Regions from separate parts of the Homo sapiens genome. Here region 1 is linked to region 2. A link is an interaction called in ENCODE POLR2A ChIA-PET data of the cell type or tissue named here. Cell type or tissue: PC-9. All regions are shown on one strand. Each heading gives the region's core, and the rest is flanking DNA. Links, peaks and the distances in the headings are about the cores only.

Evidence for each region. Peaks named below come from ENCODE experiments on the same cell type or tissue, not always from the same donor. Only the 100,000 strongest peaks of a DNase experiment are listed, where the experiment ranks them.
Region 1: POLR2A ChIA-PET joins it to region 2 with 19 read pairs; 3 of 35 experiments call an interaction of 5 or more read pairs at or near these places.

What each region holds. Positions count from the first base shown.
Region 1 is chr17:72,832,309-72,842,730 of GRCh38, reverse strand. All of the region lies in intron 6 of SLC39A11 (solute carrier family 39 member 11), which reads left to right. Among named protein-coding and RNA genes, the nearest start is that of LINC00511, 200 kb to the right of the region's middle. In PC-9, for the core only: no CTCF peak of the experiment used is centred there; no DNase peak of the experiment used is centred there.
Region 2 is chr17:72,972,357-72,982,778 of GRCh38, reverse strand. The region is part of intron 4 of SLC39A11 (solute carrier family 39 member 11); the gene reads left to right. Among named protein-coding and RNA genes, the nearest start is that of SLC39A11, 120 kb to the left of the region's middle. RefSeq lists an enhancer at 4,375-4,875. In PC-9, for the core only: no CTCF peak of the experiment used is centred there; DNase peaks (open chromatin) are centred at 4,828, 5,628, 7,938, 8,018 and 1 weaker place; H3K4me3 peaks cover 1,205 bases; H3K27ac peaks cover 4,630 bases.

The DNA.
Region 1 (10,422 bases), core at 1,231-9,230, 140 kb after region 2:
GTGTTTGTGTCTGCTGCAGAAGGACACCCTGAGGAAACAACATGGTTTTTTAGAAAACCAACCCGAGACTGCAGCCTTTTGAGCATACTGTCTCTTGAAGTGCTGTCCATGCAGTATCATACAGATTGAAGGGCTCTGAGCCTTCCAAAGATTCCTGGCCCTTCTGTTTTTGAATGGCATTAAAAATCACCTAGCAATTGAGTTCCTACTAATCACTTATCATGAGTACCTTATGGTCTCAACAGTGAACTGCACCATTGCTTTGTATGGGAGAAAGTTAAATTGGAAGCTTAAAGAGATTCTAGGGGTTATCTCATTCAAACATTCATTCATTTGAAAATTTAGGGGATTGTGGTAAATTATTGTTATGGCTCCTTCTAGCCTTAGCATTGGATGATAACTGTGAAGAATCATAGAAATATTTATTATTAATTTCATTTATTTAACAAAGTTAATCACTCCTTCCTTTGTGCTGTCTTGCTGTATCCTTTATCTTCTGTTACCATAATTATCACTCTGACTTACAATTACCTGTTTGTGTGTTTTATTTATTTATTTATTTTTAATTTTTGTCAGTAACATAGGTATGTATATTTATGGGGCCATGAAATACATATGCGCGTGCGTGCACACACACACACACACACACACATAGTTTTTTGAGACAAGATCTCTCTCTGTCACTCAGGCTGGAGTGCAGTGGTGTGATCATGGCTCACTGCGGCCTCAACCTTGGGCTCAGTTGATCCTCCCACCTCAGCCTCCTGAGTAGCTGGGACTACAGGTGCATACCACCACACCCAGCTAATTTCTTTTTTTTTTTGTATTTTTTGTAGAGACAGGGTTTTGCCATGTTGCCTAGGCTAGTCTCGAACTCCTGGGCTCAATAGATTCTCCCGCCTTAGCCTCCCAAAGTGCTAGGATTACAGGTGTGAGCCACCTCGCCTGGCCTGCATGAAATATTTTGATACAGGTATGTAATGCATAACCCATCAACTTAAGCATTTATCCTCTGTGTTACCAACAATCCAGTTATACTTGTAGTTATTTTAAAATGTACAATTATTATATTATTGACTATAGCCACCCTGTTGTGCTGTCAACTACTAGGTCTGACTCATCTATTTTTTTTTGTACCTATTAACCATCACTACTTTCCCCCGACTCCCCGACTGCCCTTCCCAGCCTCTGGTAAACATCCTTCTCCTCTCTATCTCCATGAGTTCAATTGTTTTAATTTTTAGCTCCCACAAATAAGTGAGAACATGAGAAGTTTGTCTTTCCATGCCTGGCTTAGTTCACTTCACATAATAACCTCCAGTTCCATCCATGTTGTTGCAAATGACCGGATCTCATTCATTTATGTGGCTGAATAATACGCCATTGTGTGTATGTACCATATTTTCTTTATTCATTCAACTCTTGATGGATGCAATTACCTGTATTTAAACATGTTTATTTGCCCCTGATAGATGGAGCTTCTTGCAAGAAGTTCTATACTGCGTTCTTTTTGGGGGGCCCAATGTTATAACACATACTGAAGCTTTGATGTATTCAATATGTATTATATACTTGAGCACCTAGAAGAACTGGTGCATTGGGTACCTGCCCTCCATTCTAAGAGAGGAGGGGCTGTTTGAGAGTTAGGTGTCCTAATTTTTTATTTTTTATTTTTTGAGACGGAGTCTTGCTCTGTCACTCAGGCTGGAGTGCAGTGGCGCCATCTCAGCTCACTGCAAGCTCCGTCTCCCAGGTTCACACCATTCTCCTGCCTCAGCCTCGCCAGTAGCTGGGACTACAGGCGCCCCCCACCACGCCTGGCTAATTTTTTGTATTTTTAGTAGAGACGGGGTTTCACCGTGTTAGCCAGGATGGTCCTGATCTCCTGACCTTGTGATCTGCCTGCCTCGGCCTCCCAGAGTGCTAGGATTACGGGCATGAGCCACTGCACCCAGCCAATTTTCTTTCTTTTTGAGATGGAGTCTCGCTCTTGTCACCCAGGGTAGAGTGCAGTGGCGCGATCTCAGCTCACTGCAACCTCCGCCTCCTAGGTTCAAGCTTCTCCTGCCTCAGCCTCCTGAGTAGCTGGGATTACAGGCACCCACCACCACGCCCATCTAATTTTTGTACTTTTAGTAGAGGCGGGGTTTTGCCATGTTGGCCAGGCTGGTCTCAAACTCCTGACCTCAGGTGATCCGCCCACCTTGGCTTCCCAGAGTGCTGGGATTACAGGTGTGAGCCACCACTCCCAGCCGCCTAATTTTCTTTCTACATTGTCCAGGTGGGCCAAGGGAGGACATTGACTCATGTGGGTCCTGATGATACATTGGCAGACTCTTGCTGCCTTTTGTGTTTGAAATTATTTTAAAGGTCCAGAGAAGAGGGTAGGTGAATTCCATGCTTTTTATTTTCCTCTCAATAGTATCAAGAGCCAAGTTTGTTTTGCTGGTTGTTGCTATGACATAGAGGCCTGGGGACCACTGTTTGTGTTGCTAGAACCACACAACAGTTGGTTTTGGTCATGTGGCCTGTCCTCATTGCCAGCTCCTGATAATGGCTTTCAAAGAAATGCTTGGGATTTTAATCCAAAGTGATTTTTTGTTTCAGGGAACAGGAACCCAAATTTAGACATGAAAATGTTCACAGTGGTTGGTTATTCCTGGGTGATAGGATTGCAGATGACTTTTATTTTCTTCCTGTTTTTGTGAGATTTATAACTAAGCTTTCCTGTAGTAAATATTTATGACTTGCGATCAGATAAAAATGCTTTTTTGGAAAGGTGAAATTCTTGCCTTTTTTAAGCTTGCCACATTAAACGTTAATGTCTGCAGCACCACGTTGGCGTGGTTCTCACTCCAGCTGCATCAGACTCAGTTCATCAAGGAGTTACCATCACCTAACCACTTCAACACCTCAACCCTCAACTTATGCACAGAAGTAGAGAGATGTTATTCCTTTATGCTAGAGATCATCTTACTGGGGATGTTTTAATATTTAGACAAGTTAGAAGCAGAATGAAGGACTGCCTTGGTTTTCTTTGGCTGGTGTAACCAATTATCACAAACTTAGTGGCTTAAAACAATCCAGATTTATTCTCCTGCAGTTCTGGAGGCCAGAAGTCTGACATCAGTTTCACTGTGATAAAGTCAAGGGGTTGGAAGGGCCGTGTTCTTGCCGGGGGCTCTAGGGGATAATCCATTCCTGGCCTCTTCCAGCTTCTGCAGGCTGCAGGCATTCCTTGGCTTGTGGCCACATCACTCCAATCAGTACCTCCAGGATCACTGCTTTCTCTTCTGTGCCAAATCTCCCTCTGCCTTTTTATAAAGATTCTTGTGGTTGCATTGAGGGACCACCCAGATTATCCAGGATAATCATATCTGAAAAATCTCCTTTGTCATGAAAGGTAACATTCACAGGTTTCAGGAATGAGGACCTGGATATATTTGGAGCCATCATTTGGCCAACCACAGAGACCAAAGGTATCTTCTGAATGCAGGCCAGAGATTCTTAGCTTGAGTTCTGAAATGTCTTCAGCAGCCAGCATTCCTTTATAAGTCTAAGCCTGGCTCTTATGGAGTCTTAGTCTCACCCTGGGACTCCCATGGGCTATCAGCTGTGTCATCCTTATTTCCCATCACTGGCTTTCTGTGTTTGAGCCTCTAAAGAATTCCTAAGTCTTAATGAGCCCATTCAGCAACTTACTCCCCTGGTCCTTCATCAAGTGAGAGTTTTGGGGTGTTAGTAAAAGACGACGTAATATTTACTTAGCTTATACATGTGCAGTGGGGATGGCAGGGAATGGGGGAGAGTGCTGCCATCCATATCTCATGGGCCCTTTTCCCCTGCCTGCCTCCACTGCTATCATAACTCCATGTTATCCCTCAGTTCTTCGTGATGAGCCAATTCACAGTGACAGACGTTTGTGGCTTGTGATTATAGCTGACATTCTTTTTCTCAAGGTCAGTGGCATATTTAAATGGTTACTGACCCTACTCCATCTCACACATGATCTGTCGCTCAATCTCTCTCTTTCTCAAGCAACTTTATTGTGTGGCATTTTCTCATCCCCACGCTCACTGGTAGTTAGGAGGTCTGTCAATTACACTTCCACACTGAGGAAAGAGTCCCTGTTAACTTTTTTAAAAGAATGTGATATGATTCACATACCATAAAATTCACCCTTTTAAAGTTCACAATTCAAGGCCAGGCACAGTGGCTCATGCCTGTAATCCCAGCATTTTGGGAGACTGAGGTGGGTGGATCGCTTGAGCCCAGAAGTTGGAGACCATCCTGGGCAACATGACGAGACCCCCATCTCTACGAAAAATTAAAAAACTAGCCAGGTGTGGTGGTGCACGCTTGTGGTCCCAGCTACTTGGAAGGCTAGGGTGGGAGGATTGCTTGAACCCTGGAGGTCAAGGCTGCAGTGAGCCGTGGTTGTGCCACTGCACTCCAGCCAAGGTGACAGAGCAAGACCTTGTCTCAAAAAAAAAAAAAAAGAAAAGGAAAGAAAAATAAATTTCACAATTCAGTGGTTTTAGTATATCTGAAAGGTTGTGCAACCACCATCACTATCTTTTTAATTTTTAATTTTAATTTTTTTCTTCCAGTAGAGACAAGGGTGTTGCTGTGTTGGCCAGGGTGGCCTCGAACTGCTGGCCTCAAGAGAACCTCCTGCTTCAGCCTCCCATAGTGCTGAGATTATAGGTGTAAGCCACTGTACCCAACCTACCACTATTCCTGAATACTCTCATCACCCTGTAAAGAAACCCCACACTCTTTGAGCAGTACCTCTGAGGAAAAAAAGAAACTGCATGCTTATTAGCAGTCACTCCCCATTCCTCCCTCCCTCCAGCCCCTGCACTAATCTACTTTGTCTCTACAGTTTCCCTAACCGGGACTGACTTTCATTTAAACGGTATCATGTAATATGTATGTTTTTGTGTCTGGTTTCTTTCACTTGGCATGATGCTTCCAAGTTTCGTTGATGTTGTAGCATGTATCAGTAAGTCTTTCTTTTTCTGGCCAGATAATACTCTATTCTATGGATACACCGTGTTTTGTTTACTGTTTCATCACTTGATGGACATTTGGATTGTTTTTACTTTTTTGGGTGTTGTAAGTAATGCTGCTATGTGTGTTTATGTCTTTGTATGGACCTGTGTTCTCTTGGGTACATACCTTGGAGTAGAATTGCTGGGTCATATGGAAACCTTTGAACTCTTTGAAGCCAGTTCTTTTTGTTAAGTTCCTTCCCATTCATTCCATCCAGCAGAGTCCTTTGACACAAAGGGATAATCTCTGTCCCACCTACCATGGCACTTGCTTGGGGTGTCTATGAGTCCTGCTTTTTTTTTTTTTTTTTTTTTTGAGCAATATACATTTTTATAGTACATTTTTAAAAAATCTAGTGAATTTTCCTCCAAGTCAATAGACAGGAGAAAAATAAAGTTGTTTTTTGAGCCCTGCTTTCCAACGAGGTGGCAGTTGCTGTGGATTTTGATTTTGTGTGGAATATGGAGGATCTGTTGGAATGCTGAAAAGTCTGCGGACAGCTGCAGGTGGCCAGGGAGGCTGCTGCTGCTGACATTGGTGATGTGAGCCTGGACCTTCAGCTTGCCCTTGTGCAGTCTCCCCGTGCTGCAAAGGGTGGCTTTGGAGGGGCAGCAGTGCGAGACCAGGGCCCCGACTTGCAAGAAAGGAGCTACTAGCCATGAGAAAGAACATGTTGATTTTTCATTTTCCTGGGGTAAAGACTGAGCAGAAAATTCTACTGTTAGGTACAGACCTTTCCAGGAGAAACCGTGATGCAACAGCTTCTGCTTCACATTGCTCTGCTTCCAGAAACTGGAGGGGCCTTCTCAGTAGCCGGCGACTCAGGCTCAGTTAATGAGGAAGCAGAACACCACACAAAGGCATGCATCATTGACCATAATAAAATATACCAATAATGCTAAAGGCTGCCACTTACGGGGGCCTTTCAAGGTTCCAGACGCTGTATAAAGTGCACCACATACATGATTTAGATATTTGCGTCCCTGTTTTACATTTTAGAAACTGAGACCTAGAAAGTTTAAAGATCAAGCCCAAGACCAGGCACGGTGGCTCACACCTGTAATTTCAGCACTTTAGGAGGCCGAAGCAGGTGAATCGCTTGAACCTGGGAGTTCAAGACCAGCCTGGGCAACGTGGGGAAACCCCATCTCTACAAAAAATACAAAAATTAGTGGGGTATGGTGGCGCGTGATTGCAGTCACAGCTACTCGGGAGGCTGAGGCAGGAGAATCGCTTGAGCCTGGGATGTGGAGGCTGCAGAAAACTGAGATCGTGCCGCTGCACTCCAGCCTGGGTAACAGAGCGAGACCCTGTCTCAAAAAAAAAAAAGCCCGAGGCCACACAAGCAATGATGGGTACAGCTTAACTCACACTCTGTCTCCGTGTGTTGTGTCTCACTGGTGAGCTCTGTGTTTCTTTTCTTCCCGTGGATCACACTGTTTTTCAGAGAGAGTTACAGAGAAGTTCAGGAAATGCTTCTTGCTTTTCTTAAGCTTGCCACATTAAATGTTAATGTCTGCAGCACCACGTTGGCGTAGTTCTCACTCCAGATGCATCGGGCTCAGTTCAGCAAGGAGACTTGGGCAGGGAAACCTGGGCAGGAAGCCTCACCGTACACAGGGCCCACCACTGTGGGTGCTCTAGGAGATGTGTAAAATGAATGCCTGTGAGGCCCCTGCACACCTATCACCACCACTGATGCTCCAGGACCCAAGCAGGTGGTCGCCCACAGGCATAGGACAAGCACAACCTTTAGAGCAGAAAGGCCAAGACTTGGATCCTGGAGCCACCAAATGCTTTACTAGGTAGGTAACCTTAGGTGAGATCATGAGAGTCTTAGCTTTCCCAGCTGTAAAATGCAGATAATAGCTACTTGGCAGTTCATTATTGAGACGACAGCAGTAGCAACAAGCAGGGCCACCCACTGTGTTATCTGCTATTCAGAGTGTATCGTTGGGAGGCCGAGGCATGCAGATCACTTGAACTCAGGAGTTCAAGACCAGCCTGGGCAACGTGGCAGAACCCCGTCTCTACAAAAAATACAAAAATTAGCTGGGCGTGGTGGCACATGCCTATAGTCCCAACTACTCAGGAGGCTGAGGCAGGAGAATCACTTGAGCCCAGGAGGTAGAGGCTGCAGTGAGCCGTGCTTGTGCCACTGCACTCCAGCCTGGGTGACAGAGCAAGACCTGTCTCAATAAAAAAATAAAGAGTATTGTGGTTCCTAGAACACAGCAGGACCTGGAAAACATTAATTCCCCTCCACCTCCTCCTCTTCCCCCAAACTCTACCACCCACCTACTTTTGCCTTCAACTTGCTTTGATCCTCAAAAATTGTCTGGTTCTGGTTGTGGAGGTCTTAAATGGGGACGTCACAGATGGCTTTAATTTTCATCTCCAACAGGTTACATTTGAAGATGCTTCTCATTTACTGCAGGAGTTTGAAAACATTGTAATATTCTCCTTTAATTATCAGTATCTCAGTGGGAAGCCTGACATTATAATTAGCACAGGCTCCTACATGGGATGACATTTTGCTCAACATATCATGTTCCTGGTGTGCACTGAGGCAGAAGCCGGTAGCACACTTCTAAATGACGCTGTTGGATTTGAGCATGAGAGTTGGCACCAACGCCCAGAGGGCAAAATCACAACTCTGGGAATCCTCCGTGATCCCAAATAAAAGTGGCAGGGAAACTTTTAGACATTCTGTCATCTCCTGCACAGGCGACAGACGCGCAGATGCCTGAGCCCTACTTTCTGGCCTTCAGATCAAGGAAGCTACAGCCAGAGTGAAAGTCTAATGCTGCGCTAGGATTGGGGTTAAAATCAAGACTCATTTCCACGTCGATTGTATTATGCCATCCTCCTACCTATTATGTAAATTAAAGAGAAAACTAAAGCAAGAGAATTTGAATACATTTTTGTATTAGGAAGCAAAGTTTCCAATAACTTCCAGTTGTCTTTCTCCCATGGCCAGGTATTGGCTAGAACATGGTTTAATACAATCTTTTATTTTATTTTATTTTATTTTATTTTATTGTTTTGTTTATGGAGTTGGAGTCTCACTCTGTGGCCCAGGCTGGAGTGCAGTGGCGCAATCTCAGCTCACTGCAACCTCCGCCTCCCAGGTTCAACCTATTCTCCTGCCTTAGCTTCCTCAATAGCTGGAATTACAGGCGTGTGTCACCATGCGCAGGTAATTTTTGTATTTTAGGTAGAGATGGGGTTTCACCATATTGGCCAGGCTGGTCTCAAACTCATGACCTCAGGTGATCCACCCGCCTCAGCTTCCCAAAGTGCTGGGATTATAGGCGTGAGCCACCGTGCCCAGCCTAGTAAGATCTTTTAGACTTGCTGTGTCCAATTCCATAGTCCCTGGCCACCTGTAGTTCTCTAAATTTACATGAGTTAAACTGGAATAAAATGCAAACTTTAGCTCCTTAGCATGACTTAGCCACACATCAAATACTTGTATCTAGTGGCTACTGTGTTGGACAACACAAGATGTAGAACGCTTCCATGATCACAGGAAGTTCTACTGGATGACACTGCACTAGACCCTTAGCAAAAAAAAGTAACTTCACAAATTGTTTGTTGTGTAGTGCCTACCCAAGCTTGCCTTGGGAGGAGTTCCATTTCTGGAAGACAGTGTAAGAGAGCTGTTCTCAGTCATGGGGTATGTCCTACATATATTGTGAATAAAATAATTTAAATGTCAGCCTTTTCACATTGTTTCTGATAAATTCAGGATGCTGCAGAGTCATCCTGTGATACCATTCTCTTGCTCCTGTTGGTTCTGAGTTTTTTTCTTATTTCCTGAGTTGGGGACTGAAGTGGGTTGCGAGTTGTGCCGGGACTTGTGTAGCAGGCTCGAGAGCATCATGATGTCTGATGTCGGGGGATGGAAGGAGCTGCACAAGGGCTGAAATAGTAGCTCATCATCTTGTCCTCTGGTGTTATGTGTTATCTGCCAGTAGACAACCTCTCCTCACCCCAGCCCAAGCCAACATCATTGGTCTATGTCAGCTTAGCCCCTCTCACAGAACAGCCTCCTGTGACTTAACTCAGGTTTGAAAGAAAGGATGTTAACCGTCAGATGAAAATCACTGGAGTCTTTATTGTCAGCTTTCTGCTAGAGCCATTGTCCTGTTCATCCCCCAATGCCTCTAGATAAAACTTTTAGAATACACTGCCTGGAAAAGCTTTGCCTCCCTGTGGGAATGACAGACATTGATCGTGTAGACCTTTTTTTATTCTTTGGCTGCTAGGAAGCACAGCACTTCATTTGCTGCTTTGTGATAAGGATAAAGTGCATTCTTAAGGTCTGAATATCTGAATATCTGAATTCTTCTTCCATGTTATAACCTATTGTTGTACTGCACTTTAATCCATTTCAAAAGAGGACGGTTATTAATAATCGCTACAAGTGATTTCATTCCTGTGTTGCCAGTTTTCTTCATTTTGTTTCCTGGCCACAGACTATATTTCTAAACCAGATGCAGTGCCTGAAAAGTATTTTTATTTGATTATAATGGAGACTGGAGACCAGGCAAGAGGGAATAAAGTAATCTATTTGTAGCTTGACAATGGTCTTGATTAAGGTCTTGATTGACAAGGGCTTGATTTATTTTTGCTTCACTGTAAAGAAAATTGTAGCTTTTCTAAGATTTTTGTTTCTTGAAATACCTGGCTACTTTGCAAGCAGGATGGACCACCAAGGAGCCATCTCATCTGCTGATGAGTCTCCCTCCTCTGTTGAGGTGGCCCCATTTTTCCCAAAGCCCCAGCAAATAACAGGTTTAATTAATTGATCACGTTTCAGTTGCATACCTTATAATGGTCCCAGCTTACTCATATTCATATATGCGAATTTTAGTGCACATTAATTATGTATTTAATAAGTCCCTGTTTGTTTTGTCTCCATTCCCTTGATAGCTGTTATGGTGTGGAGTTGAAAATAATTAAAATGTTTCTAGTTTTCTGCAAATAACCATTAACCAAGGTTGGATTCTGAAATCAAAATTCCATTTTCTTTTTCTTTCTCTGGTTAAATACAGTGGGTGAAATGACACCTAAATGTACTTCTAGGTCTATTCCTTGCTCTGTTGTTTGTCCCACTTTTCAGTGTGGTAATTGCCAGCTGAGTTCTCCATTTGGCATAGATGTGTCATGACTTGACTTAAACAAAATGTATTACTTTTGGCTGTCATCTTCTCCTTGACACGGAGATAAATTCAGAGGCGATGAGCTCAGCATGGCGGTTTGGGAGAGGATAGAAAAAAATAGGTTGTTCTCCACAGAATATTCGAGGGGGTAGAAGTCTGCAAAATCAGTATGTGTGTGAAGCCCCTAGGGGGCTCGTGA
Region 2 (10,422 bases), core at 924-8,923:
TTCAGATTTGAAGAGATTTGCTAACATTGAATCACCAAATTTCTGTCAAATAAGGCATAGTAGAGACAGCTGTTAAAAAAAAAAAAGACTTGGCAACGAATTAGAAAAATGGAGATTCTATTTCCAGATTTCTCCCCAGGTGTCTTTAAGTCTTTCCACCACTTTAAAGAAACAAAATCTGAAGATTGTAAATGAAGTATTACGAACAAGGTTTTTGCAAAATAGACGAAACAGAACTTTTATCAGTTGACCGATATGGACGAAAGAGGCCTCTGATTTACATCATAAGATTTGCAAGTGAATGCACATTTATTTGCTTGAAATTAAAATTACTTTTGGGGGGAGATTCTTCCCATTTTCCATGTTTAAAATTAACCTATTAATGACCAGTTTGGACCACATCAGATAGAAAGTAGCTACCGTCTGTATTTGAGTCCATGTGAACATATCTATAAAACTAAGTTTCTGAAAGTGGGATTATACAGTGGATATTTGTGAATTTTCCCTTTTACAGAAATTCTCAAGTTGCCCTTCCTTGAGCTTATACTGATTTATACTTTTACCAGCAATGTTTGAGAATGTCTTTATCCATACCCCATCCCTATAGGGTTTTAGTAAAATTTTTGATTTTTTGTTAATAGGAATAGGTAAAAAATGGTATTTCATGGAGTCTTCTTTGTTTAAAAAAAAAAAAAAATTTTAGAGATGGAGTCTCACCATGCTGCCCAGGCTGGTCTCAAACTCCTGGCCTCAAGCAATCCTCTTGCCTTGGCCTCCCAAGTGGCTGGGATTACAGATGTGTGCCACTGCTCCGGCCTACAGCTTTGTCTTATTAGTCAGCTTAGCATCTTTCCACGTGTTTCAAAGCTGTTTGTATTTCCCTTTCTGTGAAGTGTCTGTGTCTTTCTCTTACTTTTCTGTTCCATGGTTGGTCTTTCCTAACTCATTATTTTGGAGCTCCTTGTGTATTCAGAAAATTATCTGCAATATTATTATAATTCTTTTCTCAGTTGGTCACTTGTGAGTCTGTTTATGGTGCTTCCAACCATGTAGATTTTTATTTAATTTGTACCTCTTTGAACTTAGTCTTTTTTGATTCATACTTAGTAAAGTCTTCCTCATTCCAAGAGGATTAAAAATACCTATTTTTTTTCTACAACTTGGTTTCCTTTTTTTTTTTTTTTGCATTTAAATATTTAATTCATCCAGAATCTATTTTGGTATACAAAGTGAGATAGGGATTAAAATAATCTATTTTGGTATAAAAAGTGAGATAGAGATTAAAATGTATGTATTTCCAGATGGCTCTCAGAAGTCTTGATACCATTTGTTGAATAATCCATCTTTTCTCCGTTAATGTAAATGCCAGCTATAAAATTTACTAAATCAGAAGATGTATTTACGTATTTGCTTCTGGATTTTTGTAGTCCTAAGGTGAATAATAAACTAGCCATTTAGCCAGCCATATGTGTGTATTGAGTGCTTGAAGTGTGACTAGTCCAGATTGAGATGGGCTATAAATAAAAAATACACAGTGGATTTTGAAGACTTACTAAAAATATATATGTATAAAATATCTCATTACCAATTTTTATATTGCTTACCTTATTGAAGTGAAACTATTTTGGATATATTTGGATAAAATAAAATATGTTATTACAATTAATTTCACCTGTTTCCTTCCCCTTGGTGATTGTGCCTACCAGAAAATTTAATGTTATATTTGTAGCTCACATTCTATTTTTTTTTTTTTTTTGAGATGGAGTCTCCCTCTGTCACCCAGGCTGGAATGCAGTGGCATGATCTCAGCTCACTATAACCTCTGCCTTCTAGGTTCAAGTAATTCTCTGCCTCAGCCTCCATAGTGGCTGGGATTATAGGCACCCACCATCATGCCTGGCTAATTTTTGTATTTTTAGTAGAGACGGGGTTTCACCATCTTGGCCAGGCTGGTCTCAAACTCCTGACCTCTTTGATCCACCCGCCTCAGCCTCCCAAAGTGTCGGGATTACAGGCATGAGCCACCGTGCCCAGCCTCACATTCTATTTTTATTATATGGTGCCGCTTTAATCTTTTCAGCTCTGCCTCTTCAGGTACTATTCTGTTTCAGTTGCTGCAACTTCACGTCTTATCATCTATTCGTCTTCTGTATTACTTGTATTACGTTCCTTTTCAAAAGTTTCTTGGTTATTCTTACAGCATATTTTCCCATGTGAACTTTAGCATCAGCTTGCGAATTTCAAGAACATCGTCTAGGTATTTTTTTTTACAAGCTTTGTTTCAAATTTCTACATTAACGTAGGCAGAAATGACAGGTTTATGACGATGAGCGTTTCTGCCTAAGAACAAAGCTCACCACTCCATCTATCCAGGCTACTCATCGCGTCTCCCAGTAGCATTTTAAGTTTTCTTCATAAGGACTTTTCATGTTTAGGGTTGAATGTATTCCTGGGTATTTCATTTCCTTTTATGAGTATTACAGACGGGGTCTCCTATTTCATGACATATTCCATCTGGCCGTTGTTTTTGCATAGAAAAGCTATTGATTTTGTCTTGAGCCACCACTAATTTTGTCTTGAGCCACCAAACAAAATACCTTTTTTTGTTAATAATCGTTCTTTAGATGATTCTTTGAGATTTGTACATGTACAGTAATATCTTCATAAATAAGCACCTGGGTCCCGCTATTGTTGGTGGGAGTTATAGATGCAAATAGGATGTCATGGTCTTAACAGAGCAGGGTGGCTGGGGACAGGAAGGGTGGCTGTCCCAGCTGGAGAGCTGGTGTAGGAATCAGTGGATCCAGCAGCAAGTCGTGGGAGAAGGATGCACCATTTTGGGGAGGTCATGGGAAGTGGGTGTGCTGCTTTGGGGAGCAAGTCATGGGAGGGGTGCTTGCCGCTTTGGGGAGCAGGTTATGGGAGGAGGGCATGCTGCTTTGCCTCCATCTACCTTGGGCAGTAGCATAGGTTTGAGACTCTGCCAGCTGCATCATCTGAGGTCTTGGTTTTCCAGCATGCTACCTGTTATAGGCAAGATTTGTTTTGGGGTCCTGTGTTGGAGGGAGGTGGGTTAGTGTGAGCTCTGCAGAGCAGCCTCCTTGCAGCTCAGCTGGGTAGGGACAAGGCAGGGGCCTGAACTGGCTCGATTTTCTGTGGCGCTTCACACATCAGGACCCAAATTTTCCCTTTTCTAGAAATTCTCAAGTTGCCCTCTCCTGAGCTTGTACTGATTTACACTTTCACCAGTAATGTTTGGGAATGTCTCTATCCGTCCCTCATCCCATTGCCTGCTCTGCTTCTCAAGACAGGTGAAGACAGACAGTATTTCCATGGATCAGATGTGCTCTCGGAGTCCAGGTTCCTCTCAGCATAACTGGAGTGAGAATTATCTGTCTCACTTACATAGCCCCTGTATTAGTCTGTTTTCAGACCATTATAAAGAACTGCCCAAGACTGGGTAATTTATAAAGGAAGGAGGTTTAATTGACTCACAGTTCTGCGTGGCTGGGGAGCCCTCAGGAAAGTTACAATAATGGCGGAAGGTGAAGGGGAAAAAGTAGCTTCTTCACAAGGCGGCAGGAAGGAGAAGTGGCAAGCGAAGGGGGAGGAGCCCCTTATAAAACCATCAGATCTCGTGAGAACTCACTCACTATCACGAGAACAGCATGGGGGAAACTGCCCCCATGATTCAGTTGCCTCCGCGTGGTCTCTCCCTTGACACGTGGTGATTATGGGGTTTACAATTCAAGATGAGATTTGGGTGGAGACACAAAACCTAACCATGTCAGCCCCAGAGCAAGGGCCTTCTTTTTTATCTTTGTAAAATTATGTTTCTGGCTAGTCAGTCACCTCATTGAAAGCAAGACCCAGACCTCATCCTTCTTTGTATCCCAGGGCTGAAGGCAGGGCCTTACCAGAGTTGGCGTGCCCTAAGTGTTCAATGATAACAGAGATGATTTGTTGTTTCCTTTCGTTCTCATGAACAAGTGCTGTTGGCACCTTTCCAAAAAGGTCTTGTGGACCCATCCTGTCCACTCCTTTCCACCCCAGCCTAAGGCATTACTGTCTCTGTCCCAGAACCTGGCCTCCTGACTGGTCCCCCTTACTCCCTCACCTCCACTTCCATGCTCCCCACAGTCTCCCCACCCCCTTCTTAGAAGCTCCCCAAGCCCTGTCCCACCTCCCGGCCTTTGCATCTGCTATTCCTTTTCTCTGAAACAGAGTTCCCGAAGCTCTGTGCGTGGCTGCCTCAGTGCAAATGTCTCCTCCCAAGCTCCTCCCTGACCCCCCACAATGTGCGTGGCTTTCTCTGTTTATTTCCTTCCTAGAACTTGTCAGCAACCTTCCTTATCCAGTTTGTTCGTTTGTATATTTTTTACTTCTTTATCATCGGTTTCCCCACCACAATGTAGGCTCCTTGAGGACAGGGACTTTGTTAGGCTTGTTCTTGGCCGTGTCGCCAACACCAGCACAGTGACTCACAGGGAACAATGCTCGGTAAATATCTGATGAAGGGAGGGAGGGAGCAAGGGAGGAAAGAAGGGAAAGAGGAAGGAAGGAAGGAAGAGGAAGAGGAAGGCAGGGAACGCCTAAGGGCAGGGAAGAGGGCTGTGGTTTGGGGTTTACAAATGGGGCCCAGACGACAGCCCAGATTCTCACTAGAACCTCCCCGTACTTCCCCTGCGTTCGCAGGCTGGAGGACGGCCTGGAAGATTCTCAACGACCACCCTGGCTAGGAATCCAATGATAGAGAAGCTTGCTCGGAGACTGACATTTTGCTGGTTTTTCTCTGGTGACCCGGTGACTCACTGCTGGTTGCTATTCCTGTGGCTTTGTGGGTGGGAGAGGCTCCTGGGAACAGGTGCCGATGCAGTCGGTCTCCTGGGCACCTTCGCTCTCCCAGGCAGCTGGTGGCTGGCCGTGCTCTCCAGGCCACCTCGGTACTTTACTGCTTTATTGAATAGGAAGCATTCATTCACTTTGGGAGCCGTTACCCTTTGGATAATATCACTACCGTTTCCCCAAACTCATTGTTGCTGTGTGGGGGTGTTTCTGTTCCAGCCCTTTGTTTGTGTGTTTTATGGAAGGTGCTAGCACTTCATGGTTCTTTCCCACATGTCCCTAGTCCCTCTCTCTGCTCTTTGCTCTTTCACTTTCTCTGATGCTTTTTCAGGTGGTTCATCTAAACTTGTCCCTGGTGTATCTCACCAGGGGTGGGGGTGTTCTCCCCTTGCCTCTGATATCCAAGACAGGTTTTATCTGCATGAACTAGGGCCTGGGGACACGCTCCTTTTCCTGCCCTGGTATTTTAGTTTTCTCTTGCTGTGTACAAATGATTATAAGTCTAACAGCTTTAAACAGCACCCTTTGTTAGCTCAAAACTCCATAGGTCAGAGGGTTGGGAGCACGTGGGTGGGTCAGCCGGTCGTGTTCTCATCTGGATTTCGGAGTCCCTTCCAAGCTCCTGTCTGCTGGCAGGATACAGCAGGGCTGCGGGAGTGAGGCCCCATGTCCTTTCTGGCTATTAGCCAGGGCCTCTCTCCACTCCTTGGGGCCGTCCACATTCCTTCCCATGTGGCTCCCTGCTTCTTCAGCCAGTCATGGCTCAGGCACTTTCTCACTTTCGAATCTCTCTGACTTCCCTTTCTGCCTTCACTGGACACAGCTTTCTGCTTTTCAGGGCTCCTGGGACTAGGTCAGGCCCAACCGGGTAATCTTATCCTAACGCAAGCTGTGACTCACAACACACCACAGCATGGTACTGATGGCGTGTCATAGTCATAGGTCCTGGGGATAAGGGCAAAACATCTTTGGGGGCACCATGTTAGAAATTCCCACCACTCCTGTCCCTTTGTAACATTGGTTACAATATATAATCCTGAGACCTAACAGAGACATTTCTTTTTTTCTTTTTTCTTTTTTTTTTTGAGACGGAGTCTTGCTCTGTTGCCAGGCTGGAGTGCAATGGCACGATCTCAGCTCACTCCAACCTCTGCCTCCCGGGTTCAAGTGATTCTCCTGCCTCAGCCTCCCGAGGAGCTGGGATTATAGGCACGTGCCACCATGCCAGGCTAATTTTTGTATTTTTAGTAGAGATTGGGGTTTCACCATGTTGGCCTGGATGGTCTCGATCTCCTGACCTCGTGATCCGCCTGCCTTGGCCTCCCAAAGTGTTGGGATTACAGGCGTGAGCCACCGCGCCCGGCCAACAGAGACATTTCTGTGCCTTTCTGCAAATGAGGATTTTCCCCCTCGGTGTCATTTTCCCAGCAGTGGTTGTTGCCCATTGATGATTCATACTTTCTCTAACATTTCAGTTATCACTCTTTTTCTTTTTAAGTGGAAAATTGGAATGGAGGGTGAGTGTGAGACCTAGGGACTGAGTTGTTGTTTGCCATGTCTTTATCCTTTTGTTCATTTATTAAAGAGGTGTGATCTTAAAGTGGTAGTTCTCAAAGTGTGTTTGGGGGACTGCCTAGAGTTTCCTCAAGATCCTTTCAAGGGAGCTGAGAGGTTAAAATAATAATAATAATTTAAAAATTCAAATATTAATTTTCATAAGAATGCTAAGACATTATTTGCCTTTTTTTTTTTTTTTTTTTTTTTGAGATGGAGTCGCGCTCTGTCGCTCAGGCTGGAGTGCAGTGGCATGATCTCGGCTCACTGCAACCTCCTCCTCCCAGGTTCAAGTGATTCTCCTGCCTCAGCCTCCCGAGTAGCTGGGACTACAGGTGCCCGCCACCACGCCCGGCTAATTTTTTGTATTTTTAGTAGAGACGGGGTTTCACCATTTCAGCCAGGATAGTCTCAATCTCCTGACCTCGTGATCCACCCGCCTCAGCCTCCCAAAGTGCTGGAATTACAGGTGTGAGCCACCACGCCTGGCCTATCTGCCATTTTCATTCTTGTTTTCTCAAAGCCTCAGTCCTTCTTGATACCTGCTCTATACACCATACCTGCTGTAGCCTTACTACCAGGACTTTTACCTAAGAAATAATACTGGCTAAGAAATAATGGTCTATTGTACTTCAGTCATTGTTCGCTTTCTATCTTTGTTACAGCAGCTGAACTGATACCCTACTGTCTTAGTCCATTTGGGCTGCTATAACAAAATAGTATAAAGTGGGTAGCTTATAGACAACAGACATTTATTTCTCACAGGTCTGGAGGCTGGGAAGTCCAAGGTCAAGGCAGCAGCAGATTTGTGTCTGTGAAAAGCTCACTTTCTGGTTCATAGAGGGCACCTTCTCACTGTGTCCTTACATGGCGGAAGGGGTGAGGCAGCTCTCTAAGACCTCTTTATTTTTAAAATTTATTTAATTTATTTTATTTTTTGAGATGAAGTTTTCACTTTTGTTGCCCAGGCTGGAGTGCAATGGCACAATCTCGGCTCACTGCAACCTCTGCCTCCAGGGTTCAAGTGATTCTTCTGGCTCAGCCTCCAAAGTGGCTGGGATTATAGGCATGCACCACCACACCTGGCTAATTTTTTTGTATTTAGTAGGGACAGGGTTTCACCATGTTGGTCAGGCTGGTCTCAAACTCCTGACCTTAGGTGATCCATGTGCCTTGGCCTCCCAAATTGTGAGGATTCCAGGTGTGAGCCACCGCCTGGTCTAGGACCTCTTTATAAGGGCACTAACCCTGGACCTAATCATCTCCCAAAGGCCCTACCTTCTAATAAAGTCATGCATTACTCAACGGTGGGGATACATGCTGAGAAATGTCTCATTGTTCAAACATCATAGAGTGTACTTACCCAAACAAAGATGGGATAGCCTACTGCACACATAGGCTGTAGGGTGTAGCCTATTGCTCCGAGGCTACAAACCTGTATAGTATGTTACTGTGTTGAATGCTGTGGACAACTGTAACACAATGACAAGTATTTGTGTATCTGAACATAGAAGAGGTGCAGTAAAAACATGGTATAAAAGATAAGAGGTAGTACACCTGTCTAGGGCACTCATCATGAATGGAGCTTGCAGGGCTGGAAGTTGCTCTGGGTGAGTCAGTGAGTCAGTGAGTGAGTGGTGAGTGAATGTGAAGGCCTAGGACATTACTATACACTACCGTAGACTTTGTAAACACTGTATACTTAAGCTACACTAAAGCAATCAAAATATTTTTCTACAATAATACATTGGCCTTAACTTACTGTAACATTTTTACCTTATCAGCTTGTAAAAACGTTTTGACTCTTTTGTAATAACACTTAGCTTAAAACACACTGTAAAGCTGTAGCTGTACAAAGGTATTTTCTTGTTTGATATCTTTGTTCTGTAAGCTTTTTTCTATTAAAAAATTTAAATTCCTTTTTACTTAATTTTTTTTTTTTTTTTTTGGTACAAAATGAAGATACAAATGCAAACATTAGGCCGGGTGTGGTGGCTCACACCTGTAATCCCAGCACTTTGGGAGGCCAAGGTGGGTGGATCACCTGAGGTCAAGACTTAGAGACCAGCCTGGCCAACGTGGCAAAACCTTGTCTCTACTAAAATTACAAAAATTAGCCAAGTGTGGTGGCGGGCGCCTGTAATCCCAGGTACTCAGGAGGCTGAGGCATGAGAATCAGTTGAACCTGGGAGGTAGAGGTTGCGGTGAGCCAGATCGCGCCACTGCACTCCAGCCTGGGTGACAGAGTGAGACTCCATCTCAAGAAAATAAAAAATAAAATAAGCACGAATGTTAGCCTAGGCCTACAAAGGGTCAGGATCATCCAGATGTCACTAGGCAATAGGAATCTTTCACTCTGTTATGATCCTGTGGAATCACTGTCTTATATGTCACCCACTGTTGACTTTCATGTCATCATGCACACAAGACTGGACTGTCACCTCGGAGCTTAGGAATCCACTGTATTAATTTTGGGAGGACACAAACTTTCAGACCATGGTACCTACTGAATCACTTACTGGCCAGGTGCGGTGGTTCATGCCTTAATCTCAGCACTTTGGGAGTCCGAGGTACGTGGATCGCTTGAGCCCAGGAGTTCAAGACCAGCTTAGGCAACATGGTGAAACTCCATCTCTACAAAAAATTTTAAAAAATTAGCTGGGCATGGTGGCACATGCCTGTGATCCCAGCTACTTGGGAAGCTGAAGTGGGAGGATCATCTGAGCCCCAGAGGTCGAGGCTGCAGTGAGCTGTGATTGTGCCACTGCACTCCTGCCAGGGTGACAGAGTGAGACCCTGTCTCAAAAAAGAAAAAAATCCACTTATCCTTTTGTCTTTCTAACAGAACTCCAATTCTGTTTGATCTAGCAATGTGCCTACCTATAATTCCTAGACCTACAGCCTCCCCTGCAGCCCAGGGAAACCATGTGAGGTCAGCAAAAGTCATCAGGGAGGTTGTCCCTTCTCATCTTCTACTTGCCCTTCCTTCTCCTGGAAACAGCAGGGTGGTCCTTGGGGTGCGACAGCCATCACTCAGGTGACAGAGTAGCCTGGTGCCCCCCCGGCAGTGCTGGGGCCACTGTACCCGCTGGATGGCTGACCCTGGTCCTTCTGCTGACCCAGACAAATAAACCTTTCCTGTGTAAGTCGCTGCAGTAGGGTTTTCTATTTCTTCTAATCAAACCTAATCTTAACTAGTTGTTTGAGCCAACTTTTATGCAAGGAAAAGATGGTTTCCATAATTTTTCTATGTTATTGTTTGTTCACGTTTCCTAAGGAAAGGACAAGCAGAAGGCAGCTTGGGGTATTTATGGTGGGCTTCGTGGTGTGCATGTGGGCACAAAGGGCTCAGCTGAAGCCTGTGTGGTCGCTGTCCAGGAGCTCGGTTGAAGGAGCTGGTCATGGTGTCCAGCAACCCACAGCATCCTTTTCCTTCCTGCCTGACCTACCACAGAGGTTGGTGTTTATTTTTGAGACCTGGACAAATTAAAAAGAATATCCAACAGGAGGGTTGGCCAAAACTTGACCTTGGCAGGGAAGGTCAGGACAGGAGGCCAGACAACTAAATGTGATGACCACAGTGATTTCCACGGGCAGAGCAATATCCTGTTTCTAAAGCCGGCTCCAAGAGGCCTAGTGAGGGCTGTCTTTGGTTGCTACAGTCTGGGAAGAGATCCTCATGGACCCCAGGAAATAATCTGTGTTTGGCAAATAGAGAAGAACAAACTTAGAAACAGTGACCTTTTCTTTGTAAGCTTCTCGGAGGGTTGTAATGATGGAAAATAATTATTAAGTCTCCGTTGGCTCAGGGCCCCTGAATGGAAATGGGAGAGGATATTGATTAGCTCAATGGCTCTTTAAAGAGCTCGCTGTGTTTGCCCTCATGCCTCATAAGCAGACAGCCTCTTTTCTGTCTCCATACTTATTGGATTTTAGATGGCAACGCACACAAATACTGCTTTCACTGAGTAAATATTAGGTTTACGATTGGATCGGGAGACCACAGAACACATCTATGAAATG